Linked DNA regions of Homo sapiens: all the other regions are linked to region 2. Evidence: read pairs that join two places in POLR2A ChIA-PET (ENCODE). Cell type or tissue: GM12878. All regions are shown on one strand. Links, peaks and the distances in the headings refer to the core of each region. The heading gives the core; the rest is flanking DNA.

Region 1 (8,354 bases), core at 1,226-6,225, 370 kb before region 2:
ATTTCGCTTTGCCCAAGGAGGTCAGCTGCTTCTGAGTAGTCCTTCTTCCTCTGCAAAGTAGGGACTATAACCTTTCCTGACTTTCCAGTGATGATGTTCACCATCAACCTGGTCCTTAGAGAGGAAGGAAGCATTAGACAAATGCAAGAGCTAATTATTAATTATGAACTATATGCTCTGGGTACATAGATCTGACTCAAGTTATTAGTAAGAATGAATACTTGATAATTGATGATTAACAGGACTGTAGCTTAAAACCAAGGTTCTAAAGTGCACAAAGGTCAAGGACATGTAGAAAAATGCTGTTTAGACAAATCCAAATATAAGCCAACTTGTGCTAGGCAATTAAACCCAGAAAAACATTATTAAGCACTTTTGGAAGGTAAGAATTAATGCTTGAAGTGCAGATATAGACATCTCATACAAATAAAGCATGTATGATACATTTCCTATAGTATAACATAAATGGTTTGATAAAGTATTTGTTCTCTTCTTTTTTTTTTAGAGACTGGGTCTCTAAAAAAAAAAAAAAAAAAAGCTCAATGATCAATCATTTCGTTACTCATGCTTATGTAATGAAACCTTCATCAAATCTTGATAGAATGGGGTTCAAGGAGCTTCCAGGTTGGTGAACATACGGAGCTGCGGGGAGGGTGGCGTGCCTGAGGAGGGCATGGAAGCTCCAGATCCCTTCCCATGTTCCTTGCCCTATGCAGCTCTTCCACTGGCTGTTCCTGTTATATTCTTTCATAATAAATGGCAATCTGGTTAGTAGACCGTTCTGAGTTCTGTGAGCTGTCCTAGCAGATGATCAAACCCAGAGAGGAGGGAATGGTGGGAACTTCTAATTTATAGCGAGTCTGCAAGAAGTACAGGTGACAACCTGGGACTGGCACCCAGTGTCTGAAGTGGGGGCAGTCTTAAGGGACTAAGCCTGTAACCTGGGGAATCTGATGCTATTTCCAGGTAGATAGTGTCAGGATTGAGATAAATCATAGGACACTGCTAAAGTTTGGATGTTTATTCCCTACAAATCTCATGCTGAGCGTTTATCCCCTAATGGCAGGGTGTGGGTCATGCGGGTAGATCCCTCATGAATAACCAATGCCTTGTTGCGGGGAAGGGGTCAGTGAGTTCTCACTCTTTTCCCTCCCACAAGAGCTGATTGCTAAAAATAGCCTGGCGCCTCCCCTGTCTCTCTCTCTCTTGCTGCGAGATCTCTGCACACACTGGCTCCATTTCACCATTTGCCATGAGTGGAAGCAGCCTGAAGCTTTCACCAGCTTCTCCATCTTCCAGCCAGCAGAATTGTTAGCCAAGTTAACTTCATTTTGTTGTTGTTTGTTCGTTTTTTGTTTGTTTGGTTTTTTTTTGGGATGGAGTCTCACTCTGTCCCCAGGCTGGAGTGCAGAGGCACGATCTCAGCTCACTGCAACCTCTGCCTCCGGGTTCAGGCAATTCTCCTGCCTCAGCCTCCCGAGTAGCTGGGATTACAGGTGCCCACCACCACACCCAGCTAATATTTTTGTATTTTTAGTAGAGATGGGGTTTCACCATATTGGCCAGGCTGGTCTCAAACTCCTGATGTCAGGTGATCCACCTGCCTTAGCCTCCCAAAGTGCTGGGACCATAGGCATGAGCCACCGCGCCAAGCCCTTAACTTCATTTTTTGATAAATTACCCAGCCTCAGGCATTCCATTATAGCAAGAGACTGACAGACACCCTCCTAAGGTCTGCAGAGAATTGTAGAATTTTTTGGTGTGAACCCCCACGCCCCACCACCACCACATTAGGAGCCAGTGGAGAAGGAAATGGAATCTTCCCTTTCGATCAAATAAGCCCCTTTTCTCTTGGAATTGCCCTTTGATTTTTCTCAGTGTTAGTCTTTCTTTTAAAATCTTTAATATTTTCCTGATTACACCTAATACATATGTATTGTACAAAGTATAAGTTGACCATAGTCTGCTCCTACTCCTGCTCAAGGTTGTTTGTTTGTTTTGTTTTGTTTTGTTTTGTTTGAGATGGAGTCTTGCTGTGTTGCCCTGCCTGGAGGGCAGTGGTGCAATCTTGGCTCACTGCAACCCTCCGCCTCCTGGATTCAAGCAATTCTTCTGCCTCAGCCTTCTGAGTAATTGGGATTACAGGTGCCCACCACCACAGCCAGCTAATTTTTGTATTTTTAGTAGAGAAGGGGTTTTGCCATGTTGGCCAGGCTGGTCTCGAACTCCTGGCCTCAAGTGATCTGCCCACCTCAGCATCCAAAAGTGCTGGGAAAAAAGTGTGGGGATTACAGGCACCTGGCCTCAAGGTTGTACTTTAATTCATATGAGACTTTGGAAAAAGTACAGGTTTCTCCTGTACAAATTGTTGGCAATGTGTCCTTTTTTCACCTTAAAATGCCTGGAAATCTTTCAGATAAGCTTTTTAAAAAAGCTTTTTTTTAGGTGTAATTTACATACCACAAAATTCACCCATTTTTAAGTGTACAAGTTAATGATTTTTCGTCCCCTTGTGCAACCATCACAACTCAGTTTTAGAACATTTCTATCACCCCCAAAAGTTCCTTCATGCCTATCAAAGCTTTTTAAAGGGTGCGTTTTTGTGGATAATTACAATCATGAGTAACAAGTCCCAGAAATGTCCATTTTGCCTGGCTTCCTTTTGCTGCCGGCAGGCAAAAAGAAAATTGCAAAAGCCCATCAACAAATGTTGGAAGAAAACACCATAAGCTGATCAACAGCTGTCTGCTAAAAATAGTTTATTCATGCTCTCCAGCTTTTAGTGAATGTCAGCCAAGTGCCAGGCATTGGTTAAGTCTGTTAGGGATATCAAGACAGGATAATAGCTTCCCCTGGAAGTAATTGGATATGAGTTCAATAGTATACAACCTCACTTAAAACAGTTTCCATATTCAATGGTTTGGGGTGGTAAAAGTGTGCCAGGTGGGTGTGATATTTGGACTTCCACTTCCAGAACTGAAGATAAACAGGGGCTAGATTTACTTTCCCACATAAACAACCAAAATACGGATCCCCAAAATGTAACAAATGGTCTTTAAGACACCGGATATCACGCAACAAAGGACAGAAATCCCTGAAAAAAGTACAAATGGCTGGGCGCGGTGGCTCACGCCGGTAATCCCAGCACTTTCGGAGCCCGAGGCGGGCGGATCACGAGGACAGGAGTCCGAGACCAGTCTGGCCAATATGGTGAAACCCCGTCTCTACTAAAAATACAAAAATTAGCCGGGTGTGGTGGTACACGCCTGTAGTCCCAGCTACTCGGGAGGCTGAGGCAGAAGAATCGCTTGAACCCTGGAGGTGGAGGTGGCAGTGAGCTGAGATCGCGCCACTGCACTCCAGCCTGGGCAACAGTGCCAGACTCCGTCTCAAAAAAAAAAAAGTACAAGTGAAGTGAGCCCTATTATTGCTCCAGCTTACTGCCTTGAGGGTTTCCAGGCTCTACTGCAAGAAGAGCAAAGTGAGGAAGGGCCTGGTGGAATCCCGGAGCTGAGGAGACAGAGCTGAGTCCAGGGAGACCAAGGTAGCCAGATGGAAAGGACAGAGTACCAGAGAAAGAGAGTTGTTCAGACAGAACCCCAGAGATCTGTAAAAGGTCCCCGCCTCTAGCATTCAGCAGAGTACTGTTCAGGATACATATGTAAGAAAACTACACAAGGCTGGGGAAAGAACCACGTAAAAGGATTACTACAGCGATTCCTAACCTTTTTGGAGTTTCGGGATGAAACTCTTCCACCTCAGTTCATCAGACGTTCGTTAGATTCTCATAAGGAGTGGGCAACCTAGATCCCTCACGTGCACAGTTCACAATAGGGTTTGTGCTGCTATGAGAATGGAATACTGCTGCTGATCTGACTGGAGACAGAACTCAGGCAGTAATGCTCGCTCGCCTGCCACTCACCTCCTGCTATGCGGCCCGGCTCTTAACAGACCACCAACTGGTACTAGTCCGCGGCCTGGAGACTGGGACCCCTGGATTAGAAGGAATAGTGCCTACTCCTATGATCCAGATTGGAAAAACTCGTAATGTGTGGGGCATTGGAAAGAGTACTTATGAAGGTCTTGCCTCAGGGGAATAATTAGCCCTAGAGTTGGCATTGCTCTGGTCCTGCCTAACAAATCTTTTTTTTTTTTTTTTTTTTTTGAGACACAGTCTCACTCTGTTGTCCAGGCTGGAGTGCAGTGGCATGATGTCCGCTCACTGCAACCTCCACCTCCGGGATTCAAGTGATTCTCCTGCCTCAGCCTCCCGAGTAGCTGGGATTACAGGCATGTGCCTCCACGCCCAGCTCATTTTGTAATTTTAGTAGAGATGGGGTTTCTCCATGTTGGTCAGGCTGGTCTTGAACTTCCGACCTCAGGTGATTCGCCTGCCTTGGCCTCCCAAAGTGCTGGGATTACCGGCGTGAGCCACAACGCCCAGCAGTTAAAGACTTTCTAACAACAAAAAGCTTAATACTTTTTTTTTTTCTTTTGAGATGGAGTCTCTCTGTCGCCCAGGCTGGAGTTCAGTGGCGCAATCTCGGCTCACTGCAACATCTGCCGCCCAGGTTCATGCGATTCTCCTGCCTCAGCCTCCCGAGTAGCTAGGATTACAGGTGCCTGCCACTGTGCCCAGCTAATTTTTGTCGTTTTTATTAGAGATGGGGTTTCACCATCTTGGCCAGGCTGTTCTTGAACTCCTGACCTCGTGATCCACCTGCCTTGACCAGCCAAAGTGCTGGGATTACAGGCGTGAGCTACCGTGTCGCTGGATACTTTTTTTTTTTTCGAGATGGAGTTTTGCTCTTGTGGCCCAAGCTGGAGTGCAGTGGTGCCATCTTGGCTCACTGCAAACCCCGCCTCGTGGGTTCAAGCAATTCTCCTGCCTCAGCCTCCCGAGAAGTTGGGATTACAGGCGCCCACCACCATGCCTGGCTAATTTTTGTATTTTTAGTAGAGATGGGGTTTCACCATGTTGGCCAGGCTGGTCTCAAACTGCTGACCTCAGGTGATCCCCCCGCCTCGGCCTCCCAAGTGCTGGGATTACAGGCTCGAGCTACCACACCCAGCCAGCTTGATATTTTTAAGCCCATTATTTCCAATATTGTGAATTCTCAGATTTTCAAGTAATAAAATAAGCAAAATGAATCCTTAATAAAAATTCTATCTTGGCAACGCTATTTGTCATTTCCATCCTATGACTTTCTCTTCATATGTAACTGAAATTTCATAAATATTAAGAAATTGTTGTTTGGGCATAAGAATCAGATATGGAAAGGAGGCAATTGTGCTATTAACCGTGTCACTTAGGGCTACTGCTATTTGAGGCGTGCATCACACCAGCAGAATCATATACACCTGGGAGCTTGTCAGAACTGCAGAAATTCTCAGGACCTGCTCCAGACCTAATGAATCAGAATATACAGTTTAACAAGGTTCCTGGCCGGGCGCGGTGGCTCACGCCTGTAATCCCAGCACTATGGGAGGCCGAGGGGGGTGGATCACGAGGTCAGGAGTTCAAGACCAGCCTGGCCAAGGTGGTGAAACCCCGTCTCTACTAAAAATACAAAAATTAGCCGGGCGTGGTGGTGTGCGCCTGAAATCCCAGCTACTCAGGAGGCTGAGGCAGGAGAATTGCTTGAACCCGGGGGGCAGAGGTTGCAGTGAGCCAAGATCGCACCACTGCACTCCAGCGTGGGTGACAGAGTGAGACTCCGTCTTAAAAAAACAAAAGATTGCTAAGTGGTTACTACACACATTTGAGAAGCACTGGCCCTCTCCATGCAATACATTGAGCAAATACAGTCACATGTCACATGATCTTTAGTCAACAACAGACTGCATATAAGACAGTGGTTCCATCAGATTACAATATTGTATTTTTATTGTACCATTTTTAGTGTACCCTTTCTATGTTTAGATACAAAAATACCAACCATTGTGTTACAATTGCCTACAGTATACAGTACAGTAACATGCTGTAGAGATTTGTAGCGTAGGAGCAGTAGGCTGTATCATATAGCCTAGGTGTGCAGTAGGCTATACTATCTAGGTTTGCGTAAGTACACTCTATGGGCAGGACTCAGTGGCTCATGCCTGTAATTCCAACACTTTAGAAGGTCAAGGCAGGAAGACTGCTTGAGCCCAGAAGTTGGAGACCAGACTGGGCAACAGAGGGAGAAACCCTGTCTATACAAAAAAAATTAAAATTAGCCGGCTGTGGTCTAGACATGGTAGCTCAGGCCTGTAATCCCAGCACTTTGGGGGGCTGAGGCAGGTGGATTGCTTGAGACCAGGAGTTCGAGACCAGCCTGAGAAACATAGCAAGACCCTTTCTCTATAAAAAGAAAATTAAAATATACAAAAATATATAATTTAATTTTAAAAAATTAGTCTGGCATGGTGATGCAGGCCTGCAGTCCCAGCTACTCAGGAGGCTGAGGCAGAAGTATCACAGCAGATCGAGGTTGCAGCGAGCTGTCATGGCACCACTGCACTGCAGCCTGAGCGACACAGCAAGACCCTGTCTCAAAAACAAAACAAACAAACAAAAAAACTCTATGATATTCCAATGATAGATTCACCTAAGATGCATTTCTCATATCTCTGTTAAACAATGCATGACTATAATTTCTCCGGTCATGTTTCCTTATGTCTGAAAACAAAGGGCACTGAAACCTGTTTGTTCACTTTAGTTCACAGGCTGATTAGAAAAGTAAGTAAAATCCAATCCAAATATAAATTAAATACACGTGAAATACCAAACCCTCTAGTAAACAGCGAGCTACATACAAGTCCCAGACACTCCACGACCGTTTCTAGATTGAAAATCCTAGGCCAGGCGCAGTGGCTCACACCTGTAATTCCAGCACTTTGGGAGGCCGAGGTGGGTGGATCACGAGGTCAGGAGTTCAAGACTAGCCTGGCCAAGATGGTGAAACCCCGTCTCTACTAAAAAAAAAAAAAAAAAAAAAAAAAAAAAAAAAAAATTAGCTAGGCGTGGTGGTGGGCGCCTGTAATCCCAGCTACTGGGAGACTGAGGCAGAGAACCCGGGAGGCAGAGGTTGCAGTGAGCCGAGACCGCGCCACTGCACTCCAACCTGGGCGACAGAGCGAGACTCCATTTCAAAAAAAAAAAAAAAAGAATATTTAAGTCTTTTCACTTCTGGGAATACACACACACACACACATATATATTTAATCGAAACACGTTACCTTTCACTCAACAACTATTCAAGACAGAAACCATTTCGGGTAAGCAGACTCCTACAGGGTCCCTACTGCACATTTCTCATCGGTGGTCAAAGCAACAAAACGTGAACTAAGCCACAGGGTAGCTGCAGGAAGCTCTATGCCTGGGACCACTACAGGCAGGCACTAGTTTCCCTGTCCACCACTGCCCGAAATGGAGTCGGGCCCGGTTCTCCTGAGCTGAGCAGGCCAAAGCAGGGAGTCCGTGAGTGGACCGGGCATAGCCAGAGCGACGCCGCAGCACCCCAGCCGCAGGGTCAGCCCCAAAAGCAGCAGGGCCCGCTTGATCGCGGATGCCGGGACGCCCTCGTGCAAGCCTCGAAGGGGGGCTGCCACCCCGAACATTCGCCAGAACGAAAGCGGCAGCCAGGAGAAGCCCTCGCAGGTGCTGTAGGGATCCAAGCGCTTGAGCTGAGTCCGAAACTCGCACAGCAACCTCGGGAGGATAAACTCCAGCAACCAGAATCGGGTTGGCGTCGCCTAGCAACCAGGAGCCAAATGCGCGGACGCCAGGCATTGGCCTGCACGTGTCACGTGAGCCAGCGCCGCTGCCCAGTGGGAGATTACGCCGCAGGCACGTGATGCGGCGCAACCGCCCTTTGGCAGAGCTTTTCGCGAAGGCAGTTGTGGCTCTGAGCGCATAGGCGAGGCATTCCTGGGGTTTGCGCCGTATCCTTTTACAAAGTCCTGGCTTTGGCTGGTGCGACCAAAGAAAGGAAACCGGCGCTTGAGACTTGTCTGGGCTGGCTATGGTGAAGCAGTGAAACGGTGCAGAATTGTGTCAATGAGGCTAGTTCAGTTGTGCAAGAGCATTTCCTCAAAGTAAGACAGAAGCTTTTAGTTACGTCAACACCTGCTAATGTTAGGCTGGCCAGAAATTTCCTGACAAATAATGGGTGAAGGTCGGGCGTGTGGTCGCTCATGCCTGTAATCTCAGCGCTTTGGGATCACTTGAGGTCAGGAGTTCGAGACCAGCTTGGCCAACTAGGCGAAACCCCATCTCTACTGAAAGTACAAAAATTAGCCGTGTGTGGTGGCGCGCATCTGTAATCCCAGCTACTCTGGAGGCTGAGGCAGGACAATCGCTTGAACCCAGGAGG
Region 2 (8,354 bases), core at 1,416-6,415:
GTTGCTTCCCTTGCAAATAGACCATAACCCACAGCAGCCATGAAGGGAGTCAGGGCCAGAGCTGCTGTGGTGCCGCACGCACAGTGTTTCATGCCGCCTCACCAGTGCTCACAATGATCCTGGGAGGGGGGACTAATACAGTCACCCCCATTGAGCAGATGAGCAAATCACAGTTTAAGAAGTTGTTGCTGACCTAGGTTGCACAGCCCTGCCCACATTCAAGGCCAAATCCATCACACTCTAAAAACTGTGCCCTTTCCGCTATAGAAAAGGACAAAACTTCTGTGGACAAACAGAATACCGGGTTCAACAGATCCTGAGCCTGTACCAAATGGACAAATTCTCTGTCATCACAGGCACATAACAATCTCTCTTCCTTATACTAATGAGTGCGATAAAACATCGTATAAAACCCAGCAGTGGTTGGCTACGGTGGCACATGACTGTAGTCCCAGCTACTCGAAAGGCTGAAGCAGGAGGATCACTTGAGGCCGGGAGTTCAAGGCTGTAGTGAGCTTTGATTGCACCTATGAGTAACCACTGCACTCCAGCCTGAGCAACAGCGAGACCCTGTTTCTAAAAAAAATAAAAAAATAAAGCAAATCCAAGGCTGGGCACAGTGGCTCACACTTGTAATCCCAACACTGTGGGAGGCCAAGGCAGGCAGATTGCTTGAGCCCCAGAGTTTGAGACTACCCTGGGCAAGATAGTGAGAACCCATCTCTAAAGAATATATAAATTAATTAATTTTAAAAGACTCACACAATCCAGAAGTGAACATTACTAAGCATTAATATATTCACAGTTTGCTGCTGCCAGATGAACTGCAAAATGAAAACTATGAAACAACTCCATTTCTGGCAAAGGTGCCCTGGCCAATTCTCCCACCGCAAACAGCCACAAATGCTGACTAAAAATGATAAGACATCTTTTAAAATGCATTAAAGATTGGGAATGATAGTAAGAGGAGTTAAAAATAAAATAAAATGTATCAAAGAACTGATAGGTCAGTAAGTAATACTGAGAGGTCAAAACACATCTAAACAAGGGTTGAAATCCAGAGAGCAAGTGGAGCTTTGAAACCAGGTTTCAAGAAAAGACATTTGCAGAACTGGGCAAGCTTGAGCCCCACCCTCCACCCCATCCCCAGAGGGAGGTCTCACTGAACCTTGGTGGAAAGAAGACAATACAGAAACTGCCTATATCAAATCTTGGTGCTGAACAGAGGAGGGAAAAATCTTCCCTGAGAATGTATAATGATTAGCAGTCCCCCAAAAGGACTACAGCCCAAATTTACACCTTATGAAACACATATTTCAGGCAGATGAAAGTGATCCCAGAAAGAAAAGTATTAAATGCAAGAAGGAAGGAAGAACAATGAAAGTAGTATATATATAAGTGAGCAAACCTAAACAAATGCTGAACTAATGATGCTCATAAAAGTTGTAAAAGGACTGGCACAGTGGCTCACACCTCTAATCCTAGCACTTTGGGAGGCCAAAGCAGGAGGAGTGCTTGAGCCCAGGAGTTCAAGACCAGCCTGTCTTTACCAAAAGAGACCCTGTCTTTACCAAAAAAAAAAAAGTAAAAAGTAAAAATTAGCAGGGTGTGGTGGCGAGTGCCTGTGATCCCAGCTACTCGAGAAGCTGAGGCAGGAGGATTGCATAATCCTAGAAGGTCCAGGCTGCAGTAAGCTGCGATTGTGCCACGGCACTCCAGCCTGGACAACAGCGAGACCCTGTCTCTAGAGAGAAAAAAAAAAAAAGGTTTAAAAAGAACTAAAATGCACACCCACAGAATAAAAGTGGAAGAGAAAGTGATAGCAATTAAAGTGTTCTCAGGTCCTCACTGTTTGAGAGTAAGGTATAAAGACACTGACTAAATTTAGACTTTGATAAGTTATGTAAATTGAAAGCTATACCACATTTATGGATCAGATGACTCAACATCATAAAAATGTCAGCTCTACCCAAATTTATATATTATAAACTCAATGCAAATTCTAATAAAACATACCAACAATTTTTATGGCATTTGACAAATGTAATCTAACATGACAATGGGGCCAGGCAAGATGGCTCACGCCTGTAATCCCAACACGTTGGGAGGCTGAGGTGGGAGGATTGCTTGAGCCCAGGAATTCAAGACTAGCTTGGGCTACATGGTGAAACCCTGTCTCTACAAAAAAGACAAAAATAGCTGAGCGTGGTGGCGTGTGCCTCTAGTCTCAGCTACTTGGGAGGCTGAGGCGGAAGGATAGCTTAAGCCTGGGAGGTCAAGGCTGTAGTGAGCCAAGATCACACCACTGCACTACAGCCTGGGTGACAGAGCGAGACCCTGTCTCAGAAAAAAATAAAATGAAAATGGAAGAGCAATGGGCCAAGGATTTACTAGACACCAGTTCACCAGTTTTCTAAAATGATGTATTTTACAAGTCAGTGTGGTATTTAAACAGAGAACAGGCCGGGCACGGTGGCTCACGCCTATAATCCCAGCACTTTGGGAGGCCGAGATGGGTGGATCATGAGGTCAGGAGTTCAAGACCAGCCTGGCCAAGATGCTGAAACCCCGTCTACTAAAAATAAAAAAAAATTAGCCAGGCGTGGTGGCACGCATCTGTAATCCCAGCTACTCAGGAGGCTGAGGCAGGAGAATCGCTTGAACCTGGGAGGCGGAGTTTGCAGTGAGCTGAGATCGCGCCACTGCACTCCAGCCGGGGCAACAGAGTGAGACTCCGTATCAAAAAAAAAAAAAAAAGAATTTCTGCTCATCAAAAACAAAAAACAATATCCTACAGTGAAAAGACAAGCCACAAACTGGAAGTAGGTAGTTATAACACATATAACTGACAAAGAATTAGTATCCAAAATAAGAAATAAAAAACAAAAAACTAACAAAATGTCTACAAACCACCCAATAGAAAAATGAGCAAGACAATCTGTTGTTTCCGAGAAGATGAAATCTGAATGATCAGTAAGCAACGAAAAGATGCCCAACTCAGAACCAGGAAAATGCAAATCAAAACCACATGAGATGTCATTGTACGCCCACCAGATTAGTAAAAATGTTGAAGTCTGAAAATACCATTGTTGAGAGGATATGAGGCAAACGGAATTGTTGAAGGGTAAACTGGGGAAACAGTTTTGGCAACAACTTGGCATTATTTGTTAAGTTGAAGACGCACATACCCTGTGACTCCACTCCCAGCTGCAGTCCCTGGAGAGGCTGTGCATACATGTCCCGGGAATGTGAACAGTGGCACTGTTTGTCTCAGCAAAATACTGGAAACAACCCAAATGTCCACCAGTAATAGAAAGGATAAATAAATTCTCATACAATGGAACATTATTCATCTGTGAAAATGAAATACCACTCTATGCAACGTGGATTAATGTCAAGGCACTGAAGAAAACAATATGATTATATTAAGTTCAAAAACCTGCAGAATTAAACGGTACATTGTTTAGCAATACAAACACATGGTAAAACTATAAAGAAAAGCAAGAGTGATAAAAGCAAAACTCAGGGATGACTTGGGCCGGGTGAGATCAGGGAGGGGACACAGGGGACTCCAAAGGTAACAGTAAGTTCTTTTTGGAAACTGGGTAATGGGTACATGGAAGATGTTTCTTGTATCCTTATTCTTTACACTGAACACATTCTTTTGTATGGAGTCAACATTTAACAAAAACGATTTACAAAATTAAACAAGTTCTTTCTTACTTTAAATCATTTGCCAAGCATTAATTTGGGCTGCTGACTGAGTCACAGTAACGGGGGAAAATCCCTGAGGGGCCCACATGGCCCCGAGACTACAGAAATGAGAAGTGCTTTGCTCTCTGAGCTCTGGTGATACAGCTTCCCATGGGGCAGGCTGGCGAAATTCGAGTGGAGCCTGCCACTCGGGACAGGAAAGTGACTGCTTAGGTTAATAAGTTCCAGTATAGGAAGTGGTGCGGCTGGGGTGGGGAGAACAGATTCTACTGCCAGACCTTTCAAGACCAGAAGCTGAGTAGATTTTTGATGTTACAATGAACCCACTAAGCCTGCTTTCTGGCCCGCTCTCCACTCGCAGCGGGAATTCCCACCTCTGAGCCTCTGTCCACACTGCTGTTTAGATATGAGTGAACAACTCTCAGTTCTAACCATGCCCTTTGCTTCCTTCCTTTGAAGCCCAGCCCTACGAACCATCTCTCTTCAATTCATAACAAGCACGTTTGAATCCAAGAGCCTAAGCCCCAGTTTTCTACACGTATCTGTGCTGACTGCATTACTGAGGTCAACCTTAATCACCCTGGGACTGTCAAACTATTGATGTCCATAAGGATTCTCTGTGCTGGCATTCCACACACACGCAGCAAGGTTCAATGAGCCACAGTACTTACTCTCTGACCTCTATTATTTCAACCATTTAAAAATTGTGGCCACGGGAGGCTGAGGTGGGAGGATCGCTTGAGCCCTGGAGGTCGAGGCTGCAGTGAGCTATAATCCCAGCACTGCACTCCAACCTGGGCGAAAGAGCGAGACCCTGTCTCAAAAATTAAATTAATTAATTAATTAATTAAAAAACAAAAAAAAAAGCCGTGGCCAGCAAAAGAAGTAGATTATGATCTCCAGGACAATATGTTTTGTACATAAAATGTATTTGGAGTTTTTTGTTTTCATTAAAGTTGAGGTCCCTCCCTACTGTGATGTCAAACCCAACAATGGGTCACCCCACAGGACACCACCCCTGCTCGCACCTGTAATCCCAGTCCTTTGGGATGGCGCAGGTAGGTGGATCACTTGAGCCCAGGAGTTCAAGACCAGCCTGGGCAACGTGGCGAAACCCTATCTCCACAAAAAACAGAAAAATTAGCTAGGTGTGGTGGTGTGTGCTAGTAGTCCCAGCTACTTGGGGGGCTGAGTCAGGAAGATCGCTTGAGCCAGGGAGGTCGAGGCTGCAGTGAGCTATGACAGCTCCACTGCTCTCTAGCCTTGGCCACAGAGCAAGGCCCTAATTAAAAAAAAAAAGTGTTATATGAGGCTGGGTTTGGTGGTTCAAGCCTATAATACCAGCACTTTGGAAGGCTGAGATAGATGGATTGCTTGCGCCCAGGAGTTTGGGACCAGCCTGGGCAACACGGCGAGATTCTGTCTCTACCAAAAAAAAAAAAAGTTTCCTGGGAGGAGAGGGGGGTAACTTACTTTCCACAGGTACACGCTTGAGAACCTTCTGATTTTTCTACCTTGTGCATGCATTCCCATAGTAAATGTTGTTTTCTTCCTAAACTCTGCATATTTTCTTTTTTGACCCTCAAGAGTCTTCTATCAAATAACAGTAATTATGGAGCCAGGGACTCGACTAAGCACTTTACATGCATGACCTTATTAATAATTCCACCCAATAAAGTTATATTCAAGGTAACTATTATCCACATTTTACAACTGAGGAAACTGAGGGTTAGAAAGGTCAAGTACTTTGCCCAAGGGCATACAGCTAGTAATTATAAGAAGCAAACATAAGCCCACATACGCCTGGCTTAGGAGTTTGTGTTCCTAACTGCTACCCTATACTGCAGGGGTTTCTTAACTGGGGGTGATTTTGTGCCAGGAGATATTTGGCAATATCTGGAGACATTCTGGGGTGTCACCACTGGAGAAGAGTTACCACTGGCATCTATGGGGAGAGGCCAGAGACGCTACAGAAACCCACCCCCCACAACAAAGACTTATCTGGCCCCAAATGTCAGAAGTGTCAAGGTTGAGAAACCCTGCTATACTGGAACAAGACAAAAAGACAGAGAAACCATCTTCTGACCAAAACTCTCACAGTTAAGGTCAGAGTTCACCATGTCTATTTCCCATATGACAGCCAAATGCCCAATAAACAAGAAGCATGCTCAGCCCTCAATTACATGGAGTTTTCTCCAGCCCCAAATGCCAGTTCCTCCTCAGCCAATCAAGGCTGATCATCCACTCATCCGACACTTGCTGAGCGCCAGCTGTGTGCCAGGAAACAAGCTACACAGTGGCAGTACCAGGATAAATAAGACCCTGTCCTGCATCCAAGATGCTGGCGGTCTCATGGGAAGGCAGGCAAGGAAGCCTCGGATCATAATTGAGGTGAAAATGTGTTAATAGAGATCAAAAACAGGATGCTAAGAAGTCGCAGGGGAGGGGCTCCAAACTCACTTGGGTTGGGGGAACTGGGAATGGCTCAGAAAAGGCTTCCCAGAAGCATCTGAACTTGAAGGAATTAAACAGGCAGAGAGAATCCTCAAAACACCCCTTACCAGATCTCTCAGGATATGGTCTCTGAGTAGCCAAGGTTTGATGACTTTAATTAGAAAGCTTGGGGGAACTCTCCCAGAAAACAGAAGGGGCACAGAGTAGTCCTTGACTGTCCATGCACAACCTGGATAGCCCCTGCCACAGGGCAGGATGGCAACCTGGCGTCCCCACAGGTTTGGGCCTTCCTCAACTTCAAACCTGACTGGCCTCCAGCTTCCAACCAGCCTGTACCTTGCAGCAGGAGGTAAGTAACATTTCATAAATGTCCACTATACCAGGGGTTCCCAACCCCTGGGCCACAAACCACTGCTGGTCCGTGGCCTGTTAGGAAGTGGGCTACATGGCAGGTGAGTGGCGGGCGAGTGAGCACGCAAGTGAGCGAAGCTTCAACCTGTATTTACAGCCGCTCCCCATCACTTGCCATTACCACCTAAGCTCCGCTTCCTGTCAGATCAGCAGCAGCATTAGATACTCACAGGAGCTCAATCCCTATTGTGAGCTGCACATGTGAAGGATCTAGGTTGTGAGCTTCTCATGAAAATCTAATGCCTGATGATCTGTCACTGTCTTCCATCAACCCCAGATGGGATCGTCTAGTTGCAGGAAAAGCAGCTCAGGACTCCCACTGACTCTACATGATGGTGAGTTGTACAATTATTTCATTATATATTACAATGTAATAGTAATAGAAATAAAGTACATAATAAATGTAAGGTGTTTAAGTCAACCTGAAACCACCTCCCACCCCCCACCCCTCAGCCCCCTTTCTGTGATAAAATTGTCTCCTACAAAACCGGTCCCTGGTGCCAAAAAGGTTGGGGGCTGCGGGCCATGCCACGGCTGGTGGTCCTAGGTGCACGGGGGCCGAGGGGGCACGAGGCAGTAGTGTGGGGACTCCAGGTCCCAGAGGCCGCTCATGGGGTGGGAAGTGTGAGGCCGCTGCCTGCCTGGGCCTCGGAGGGTGGGGGGAGCAGGGCAGGGAGATGATAAATTGACCATTATCTCAGGATGTCTCTTTCTGACTGCCAATATCTTCGCCATCGCCAGCATCACCAACCCAGACTGGCTCAACACCAGGGAGTCTGTGGGAGCACTCACTGTGGGCCTCATGGGACAGTGTCAAACAATGCGTGGACGAGAGGGGATGTGCATCCCTCCCCAGCTTCCCCTGGAGTGGGTCACCATGCTGTTTTTTATCATCATGGGAATCATTTCATTGACTGTAAAATTCCCCTTAGACAGACGGAGGCAGCTAGGACTCTGGAGTCAGGTGTGAATCTGCCCTCCCATTGATTGTCACATGTGGTTTGCTGGTGGCTTCCCACTGGGGAAGAGAAGCTACAAAATATGTTCGATGGATAGCATTCACTGGGATGATGCTTTTCTGTATGGCTGCCGTCATATTTCCAATAGGATTTTACATCAATGAAGTCAGAGGTCAACCTTATAAATTACCCAACACCACAGTAGTTGGGTCATCATATGTACCTTTTGTCTTATCAATTTCTTTACAATAGTAGGACTTCTATTTGCTGCCAAGTTTATTTGCCAAGCTGATAAATGTCTAAATTGCTTGACTCTCACTTATTTTTGAAGGGTGAGGAGGACAAAGGCGAGACATCTGAGCAGCCCTCATGGGAAGATGCTCACATGAAACTGATGCTGAGAAGGAAAAATAAAAAAAGTTTTGATTTGCTCTCACTATGCACTTTGGACTTAAAGAAGAAAAAAAAAAAAAAGGAAGAGCCTTTTTGTTTTATTTTTGAGACAGAGTCTCACTCTGTCACCTAAGCTAGAATGCAGTGGCGTGATCTCAGCTCACTGCAACCTCCGCCTCCCGGGTTCTCCTGCCTCAGCCTCCCGAGTAGCTGGGACTACAGGCACCCACCACCACACCCAGCTAATTTTTTTTTTTTCTCTTGAGATGGAGTCTCGTTCTGTCACCCAGGCTGGAGTGCAGTGGCGTGATCTCGGCTCACTGCAACCTCCGCTTCCCAGGTTCAAGTGATTCTCTTGCCTCAGACTCCTGAGTAGCTGGGATTACAGGCGCCTGCCACTGCGCCCAGCTAATTTTTGTATTT
Region 3 (8,354 bases), core at 1,426-6,425, 120 kb before region 2:
TTTTTATTGTTTTGAGACGCAGTTTTGCTCTTCTTGCCTAGGCTAGAGTACAATGGTGCAATTTTGGCTCACTGCAATCTCTGCCTCCGAAGTTCAAGCGATTCTCCTGCCTCAGCCTACTGAGTAGCTGGGATTATAGGCATGCACCACTAGGCCTGGCTAATTTTATATTTTTAGTAGAGATGGAGTTTCTCCATGTTGGTCAGGCTGGTCTTGAACTCCCTACCTCAGGTGATCCACCTGCCTTCGCCTCCCAAAGTGCTAGGATTACAGGTGTGGGCCACCGAGAGCGGCCCAAGTCATTTTATTATAACTTTTTAATTTCAGATTATAAAAGCAATACCTGACAGGGCTTGGTGGCTCACTTCTATAATCCCAGCACTTTGGGAGGCTGAGTCTGGAGGATTGCTTGAGACCAGGAGTTTCAGACCAGCCTGGGCAATATGGTCAGACACCATCTCTTTTAAAAAAGACAAAAACTTAGGGGGCCGCACCCAGTGGCTCACGCCTGTAATCCCAGCACTTTGGGAGGCCGAGGCGGGAGGATCACAAGGTCAGGAGATTGAGACCATCCTGGCCAACATGGCGAAACCCCGTCTCTACTAAAAATACAAAAATTAGCTGGGTGTGGTGGTGTGCGCCTGTAGTCCCAGCTACTTAGGAGGCTGAGGCAGGAGAATCCCTTGAACCCAGGAGGCGGAGATTGCAGTGAGCCAAGATTGCACCACTGTACTCCAGCCTGGGTGACAGAGTGAGACCTGGTCTCAAAAAAAAAAAAGCCGGGTGTGGTGGCATGGGCCTGTGGTCCCAGCTACTCAGGAGGCTAAGGCTGGAGGATTGCTTAAGCCCAGGAGGTTGAGGCTGCAGTAAGGTGATCACACCACTGCACTCCAGCCTGGGAAACAGAGCAACCCGATCTCAAAGAATAATAAAATAAAAGTAATACCTGTTAACCAAAGAAAAACTTAGAAAATATAGAGGAATAATTTTTTTTTTGATGGAGTCTTACTCTTTTGCCCAGGCTGGAGTGCAGTAGCTTGATCTCGGCTCACTGCAACCTCTGCCTGCCGGGTTCAAGTGATTCTCCTGCCTTAGCCTCCCAAGTAGCTGTGATCACAGGTGGCCACCACCATGCCCGGCTAATTTTTTTTTTTGTTTGAGATGGAGTCTTACTCTGTTGCCCAGGCTGGAGTGCAGTGGCGCGATCTCGGCTCATGGCAACCTCCACCTCCCAGGTTCAAGCAATTCTCCTGCCTCACCCTCCTGAGTAGCTGAGACTACAGGAACTCGCCACCAAGCCCGGCTAATTTTTTGTATTTTTAGTAGAGACGGGGTTTCACCGTGTTAGCCAGGATGGTCTCTGTCTCCTGACCTCATGATCCGCTCGTCTCGGCCTCCCAAAGTGCTGGGATTACAGGTGTGAGCCACCGTGCCAGGCACTTGTATTCTTTTTTTTTTTCGAGATGGAGTCTTGCTCTGTCACCCAGGCTGGAGTGCAGTGGCATGATCTCAGCTCACTGCAACCTCTGCCTCCCGGGTTCAAGCGATTCTCCTGCCTAAGCCTCCCAAGTAGCTGGGATTAGAGGTACACGCCACCCTGCCCAGATAATTTTTTTTTTTTTTTAGAGACAGAGTCTTGCTCTGTTGCCCAGGCTGCAGTGCAGTGGTGTGATCTTGGCTCACTGCCACCTCTGCCTCCTGGGTTCAAGCAGTTCTCCTGCCTCAGCCGCCCGAGTAGCTGGGATTACAGGTGTGAATCACTGTGCCCGGCCTTAATTTTTGTATTCTTATTAGAGACGGGGTTTCCCCATATTGGCCAGGCTGGTCTCAAACTCTTGACCTTGTGTTCTATCCACCTTGGCCTCCCAAAGTGTTGGGATTACAGGCGTGAGCCACCGCGCCCGGCCCTAATTTTTGTATTTTTAGTAGAGACGGGGTTTCACCATGTTGGCCAGGCTGGTCTCGAACTCCTGACCTCAGGTGATCCACTGGCCTCAGCCTCCCAAAGTACTGTGATTACAGGCATGCGCCATTGCTCCCAGCCAGGAATAAAATTTTTTTAAAAAATTCAAATTCTACCACATAGGCATTAACCATGATTAACATTTGCAAATATCTTTCCAGTCTATTTTCCACTCAATTACACAAATATTGGTAAACTGCATTAGTAATTCTTAGTATTAAGTATATTGCCAGTATTTCCTCACAGGGGGAAAAATGTTACTTTTAGCAACTTTCCAGAAATAAACAATGGTAGAAACTTAAGAACTGATTTAAAAATATATCAGCCAGTATATTCATTTCTGAAAAACTAAAAATAACACGGAATAAATTATTTAGCTTTCTTAGAGGGTTGAACAGTAAAGTACCATATGAAGTGTTTTTTTTTTTTATCGGAGTCCACTCTGTTGCCCAGGCTCACTGCAACTTCTTCCTCCCAGGTTCAAGTGATTCTCCTGCCTAAGACTCCTGAGTAGCTGGGATTACAGGTGCATGCCACCATGCCCAGCTAATTTTTGTATTTTTAGTAGAGACGGGGTTTCACTATATTGGCCAGGCTAGTCTGGAACTCCTGACCTCAGGTGATCCACCTGTCTGGGCCTCCCAGAGTGCTGGGGTTACAGGCGTGAGCCAACCGTGCCTGGCTCTGTTATAAAGTATTAGCTTGCTTAAAGAATGGATCTGCGCTGGGTGCAGTGGCTCACACCTATAACCCCAGCACTTTGGGAGGCCAAGGCTGGCAGATCCCTTGAGTTCGGGAGTTCAAGACCAGCCTGGGCAATATGGAGACGCCTCTACAAAAAAATACCAAAAACAATTAACTGGGCCTGGTGGTGTGCGCCTGTAGACTCTGCTACTAGGTGGGAGGATGGCTTGAGCCTGGGAGGCAGAGGTTGCAGTGAGCTAAGATTGCACCACTATACTCCAGCCTGGGCGACAGAGGGAGACCCTGTCTCAAAAAAAAAAAAAAAAAAAAAAAAAAGAACTAGAGGACTAGCTAGCTAATATTTTCAATTCTTTGGAGTTCTGATAATTTATTTATTTATTTATTTATTTAGAGATGGAGTTTCGCTCGTTGCCCAGGCTGGAGTGCAATGGCGCGATCTTGGCTCACTGCCGAGATCAAACACCCTTTAATAATATTACAGTGGTGTTGCGTTTTATTTTCTGTTATTTTGGGGAAAAAATTTGGTTCTAATAGTACGAGTTTGTTGGTATTGTCAAATTCTCATGTGGTTGGGGCTTTGTTCATTTTATAGCTAGTTAATATTATATTATTTTATTTTATTTTATTTACTTATTTTTTGAGATGCAGTCTCACTGTCGTCCAGGCTGGAATGCACTGGCACGATCTTGGCTCACTGCAACCTCTGCCTCCTGGGTTCAAGCAATTGTCTGTCTCAGTCTCCCGAGTAGCTGGGATTCTAAGCGCCCGCCACCACACCTGGCTAATTTTTTTGTATGTTTAGTAGAGATGGGGTTTCACCATCTTGACCAAGCTGGTCTTGAACTCCTGACCTTGTGATCCACCCGCCTCGGCCTCCCAAAGTGCTAGGATTACAGACATGAGTCACTGTGCCTGGCCAGTTATATGATTTTATATGATGCCTTTTATATATTTTATATGATGCCTTTAAGAAGAAATACGCAGGTGGATCTCCTGTGGTCAGGAGTTCCAGACCAGCCTGGCCAACATGGTGAAATCCTGTGTCTACTAAAAATACAAAAATTAGCTGGGTGTGGTGGTGTGCACCTTAGTCCTAGCTACTAGGGAGTCTGAGGTGGGAGGATCGTGTGGACCTGGGAGGTGGAGGTTGCAGTGAGCTGAGGTGGCACCATTGTACTCCAGCCTGGGCGACAGAGCAAGACTCCATCTCAAAAGAAAAAAAGAAGAATTTTTTTTATATTTTATATATATTTTATTTTATTTTTATATTTTGGGCTGGGCGCAGTGGCTCACACTTGTAATCCCAGCACTTTGGAAGGCCTAGGCAGGTGGATCACTTGAGGTCAGTGTTTCGAGATCAGCCTGGCCAACATGGTGAAAACCCATCTCTACTAAAAACACAAAAATTAGCCGGGCGTGGTAGCAGGCACCTGTAGTCCCAGCTACTCAGGAGGCTGAAGCACAAGAATCTCTTGAACCTGGAAGGTGGAGGTTGTAGTGACCCCAGATCACGCCACTGCACTCCAGCCTGGGCAACAGAGCAAGACTGTCTCAAAATAAAAAAAGAAGAAATGCATATATATATATTTTTTTCTTTTTTTTTTTTTTGAGACAGAGTCTCGCTCTGTTGCCCAGGCTGGAGTGCAGTGGCGTGATCTGGGCTCACTGCAACCTCTGCTTCCCGGGTTCAAGCGATTCTCCTGCCTCAGCCTCCCGAGTAGCTGAGACTACAGGTGCATACCACCATGCCCGGCTAATTTTTTGTATTTTTAGTAGAGATGGGTTTTCACTGTGTTAGCCAGGATGGTCTTGATCTCCTGACCTTATGATCGGCCTCCCAGAGTGCTGGGATTACAGGCGTGAGCCACCAGGCCCGGCCAAAATGCTTATATTTTAAGTGCATGTTTTCTCCTGAAACAGCTTAATTTTAATAGCTTGGGACCTGACTTGTAACCAAATTCTTGTTAAAATCTGATAACTATCCTGTCCTGTTTAAATGGAGATATTATTTTACTACTCTACTGGCTGGGTTAGCATTCAAAGCCTGAGTTGGAGGCTCAGACGCTTTTTCCATCTGAGCTTTCATTACGCATGACTGAACTCTTTGAGCATGTCTAGCATGCTAAATACAGCAGCTCCTCACAGTGTGAAAATAAAACCTGATTAAAAACAAATCTATTTTAATTCCACTTTGCAAATGGCTCTGCTTTAATGTCAGCTTTCTGAATTATCTTTAGTAATCAAATGAGGAAATTCACTTCACCATCCGTTTATCATAGATAAATCACAACCTACTTTTTGATCTTTTTCAGTGAGCATCAATTATTGTTAAATAAAAAAACATCAGAGAATAACAGAGTGGGTTGCCTTTCTATTGAAAACATAACAAAGATACATGCTTTAAAGAAGTTCTGCCCCTGTAAAGCTTTGTAACAGGAATACAAATGGAGAAAAGCTTTTCTGGTGTTTTTTGATGCATTGTCAGCAAAAATGAAAAGCACTGAGAAAATCAAAAACTTGATTTGGGGCTGAGCAAAGGGCATGTACTTATCAGTTTTGTTATTAAGAGCTTTTGCAATAGAAACAGTCAACCAAAAAAAAAAAAAAGCAAGAAACTTCATACTTGACATGCAATCACTATATCCTGATTTGACTACAGGACCTGGCTATAATGGTGAAAATGGTTTTTTTTTTTTTTTTTTTTTTTTGAGACTGAGTCTCACTCTGTCGCTCAGGCTGGAGTGCAGTGGCACGATCTCGGCTCACTGTAACCTCTGCCTCCCGGGTTCAAGTGATTCTCCTGCCTCAGCCTCTCGAGTAGCTGGGATTACAGGTGAGCACCACCACGCCAGGCTAATTTTTGTATTTTTAGTAGAGGCCAGGTTTCACCACGTTGGCCAGGCTGGTCTTGATCCCCTGGCCTTAGGTGATCCGTCCATCTCAGCCTCCCAAAGTGCTGGGATTATAGGCGTGAGCCACCGCACCCGGCTCTTTTTTTTTTTTTTTTAAAATCATGATTTTAACAGAAGCCTCCATTCAAGGCGAGACATGCCTTTTATTTCTCTAATTGCGAGACACTTTTCTGAATCCTCTTGTCAGTTGCACCTTTTAATACAATTGAGGTGACACTGTTCTTCATGGTGACACTGGTCTTTCCCAAGAGGTTTCAGCTAATTCAGTCTATCAGATTTTACATCAGATTTTAAAATTTGCTTCAAACTTGGGTGCTTGTATTCAAATTCATGCTTCATAGAAAAATGCATATCAGTTCAACAGTTGACTAACTGCAGCCACGTTCACAGTACTGAATAGTTCATGAGTTTCGTTAGTAGGGTGTTAGCTTGACTTTCCTTATGTGATAATTGTGACAGAGAAATGGCCAGATGTAAATAGCCAATTTTACTTTTTTTTTTCTTTTTTTAAGAGAGGGGTTTCTCCTATGTTGCTGAGGCTGGAGTGCTGGGGCTTTTCAAGGCACAATCATAGTGCACTACAGCTTGGAACTCCTGGACTCAGATGATGCTTCTGCCTTAGCCTCTCCAGTAGCTGAGACTACAAAGAAACAATTTAGTTATGCATAGGTGACCTGAGATATTAGTGCCATTGGTTTTGGTGACAATATTTTCGAATTCAAATAGTGTCGTTTGTAAGTTAGTTTGTATTTAAGGAGATAATCGATGAGGCCAAGTATTTAAAATTGGCTGGGCTGGTGGTTCATGCCTGTAATACCAGCACTTTGGAAGGCTGAGGTGGGCAGATCACCAGGTCAAGAGATCGAAACCATCCTGGATAGCATGGTGAAACCCCGCCTCTACTAAACGTAAAAAAATTACCTGGGCGTGGTGGTTTGCGCCTGTAGTCCCAGCTACTTGGGAGGCTGAGGCAGGAGAATTGCTTGAACCCGGGAGACGGAGGATGCAGTAAGCAGAGATGGTACCACTTCACTCCAGCCTGGTGACAGAGTGAGACTGCGTCTCCAAAAAAAAAAAAAAAAAAAAAAAAAAAATCTGGCTTGCACCTGAAGCAGCACACCTCTGGTATTTCTGTGTATTTTTATTATAAATAATTTTATTTTTCTCTCGATATAGTTACCTTAATTTTATGGGTTTTCCTTGAATTTCTGTAAATTGGCCTTTATATAAAAGTTCAACTGGCCGGGCATGGTGGCTCACGCCTGTAATCCCAGCACTTTGGGAGGCCAAGGTGGGCAGATCACCTGAGGTCAGGAGTTCAAGACCAGCCTGGCCAACATGGTGAAACCCCGTCTTTACTAAGAATACAAAAAACTAGCCTGGTGTGGTGGTGCGCGCCTGTAATTCCAGCTACTCGGAAGGCTGACGCAGGAGAATCGCTTGAACCTGGGAGGCGGAGGTTGCAGTGAGCTGAGACAGCGCCATTGTGCCCCAGCTTGGCTAACAAGAGTGAAACTTGGTCTCAGGAAAAAAAAAAAAAAAGAGGCTGGGCGTGGTGGCTCAAGCCTGTAATCCCAGCACTTTGGGAGGCTTGAGGCGGGTGGATTACCTGAGGTTGTGAGTTCGAGGCCAGCTTGACCAACACAGAGAAACTGTCTCTACTAAAAATACAAAAATTAGCCGGGCATGGTGGCGCATGCCTGTAATCCCAGCTACTCAGGAGGCTGAAGCAGGAGAATCGCTTGAACCCAGGAGACAGAGGTTGCAGTAAGCCGAGAACACACCATTGCACTCCAGCCTGGGCAACAAAAGCAAAACTCCGTCTCAAAGGAAAAAAAAAAAAAAAGAAAGTTCAACTGTAGGTTTCAAAAGCTCTTAGGCCTGGAAAGGCCAGAGGTCTAATTCCTTTCTCTGTTTAAATATTAAATTATGGTCTGAGGGGAACAATATTGGATTCCTGTCTCATTTCCGTTTTATTCCTTCTATACCACAGCGATCAGCAAGGGTATCTTGCAAACGGTTTCGCAAGATTCTATATAAAAAAGTTGCTTAGGCCAGGTGCAGTGACTCCCGCCTGTACTCCCAGTACTTTAGGAGGCCGAGGCGGGCGGATCACCTGAGGTCAGGAGTTCAAGACCAGCCTGGCCTACATGGTGAAACCCTGTCTCTAATAAAAATACAAAAATTAGCCAGGTGTGGTTGCGGGTGCTTGTAATCCCAGCTACTTGGGAGGCTGAGGCAGGAGAATCGCTTGAGTCTGGGAGGCGGAGATTGCAGTGAGCCGAGACCGTGCCACTGCACTCCAGCAGCCTGGGCAACAGAGCGAGACCCCGTATTAAAAAAAAAAAAGTTGCTTCATGTTACAAGCCAGTGACTCTTGGATGGGATGCGTTTCTGAAGCCGTCGCTGTTCAGCAGAGCGGTGAGAAGGGCAACCTTTTTCTGATCGCTTTCCCAAGCAGGCAGGAATCTAAGTGTCCGGAAACGCCAGGAGCTGGCCGCCAGGTGAGCGGAGGACGAAGGGGTCCTGACTTCTAGGGGACAGGCCTTGGCAGCCGCTTTGACCCGTAGCCCTGTGGAAACCAATTGCATTTCTCTTCATATCTTCCACCAGGCCGGGGCCTGGGGTTGCCGCTGGAGGGGCTAAAGACCGCTCCTGCTTCCTCAGCCGCCCCTTGCCCGGCGCGGGAACCCGACCGAGAGCCCGCCAAGCAGCGGGACTCCACTAGCAGCTGCGCGCCTGCGCACCGGGGCCGAGCGCGCGAGCGTTCCTTC

What was found. Peaks named below come from ENCODE experiments on the same cell type or tissue, not always from the same donor. Only the 100,000 strongest peaks of a DNase experiment are listed, where the experiment ranks them.
Region 1: POLR2A ChIA-PET joins it to region 2 with 6 read pairs; 3 of 35 experiments call an interaction of 5 or more read pairs at or near these places.
Region 3: POLR2A ChIA-PET joins it to region 2 with 11 read pairs; 27 of 35 experiments call an interaction of 5 or more read pairs at or near these places.

Annotation. Positions count from the first base shown.
Region 1 is chr1:15,595,871-15,604,224 of GRCh38, forward strand. It overlaps LOC124903854 (a long non-coding RNA gene), which reads right to left and starts at 7,673. Exons shown (of 3, transcript XR_007065483.1): 1 at 7,219-7,673; 2 at 1-114. In GM12878, for the core only: no CTCF peak of the experiment used is centred there; no DNase peak of the experiment used is centred there.
Region 2 is chr1:15,962,373-15,970,726 of GRCh38, forward strand. All of the region lies in intron 2 of ZBTB17 (zinc finger and BTB domain containing 17), which reads right to left. It overlaps LOC124903855 (a long non-coding RNA gene), which reads left to right. Exons shown (of 3, transcript XR_007065486.1): 3 at 1-5,271. Among named protein-coding and RNA genes, the nearest start is that of ZBTB17, 9.6 kb to the right of the region's middle. RefSeq lists enhancers at 3,109-3,278, 3,561-3,750. In GM12878, for the core only: no CTCF peak of the experiment used is centred there; DNase peaks (open chromatin) are centred at 1,875, 3,039 and 3,959; H3K4me3 peaks cover 2,349 bases; H3K27ac peaks cover 3,333 bases.
Region 3 is chr1:15,839,200-15,847,553 of GRCh38, forward strand. The region is part of intron 1 of SPEN-AS1 (SPEN antisense RNA 1); the gene reads right to left. Among named protein-coding and RNA genes, the nearest start is that of SPEN, 4.3 kb to the right of the region's middle. RefSeq lists silencers at 5,359-5,428, 8,245-8,354 and enhancers at 5,659-5,758, 7,638-8,150, 8,151-8,354. In GM12878, for the core only: no CTCF peak of the experiment used is centred there; no DNase peak of the experiment used is centred there; H3K4me3 peaks cover 1,947 bases; H3K27ac peaks cover 1,899 bases.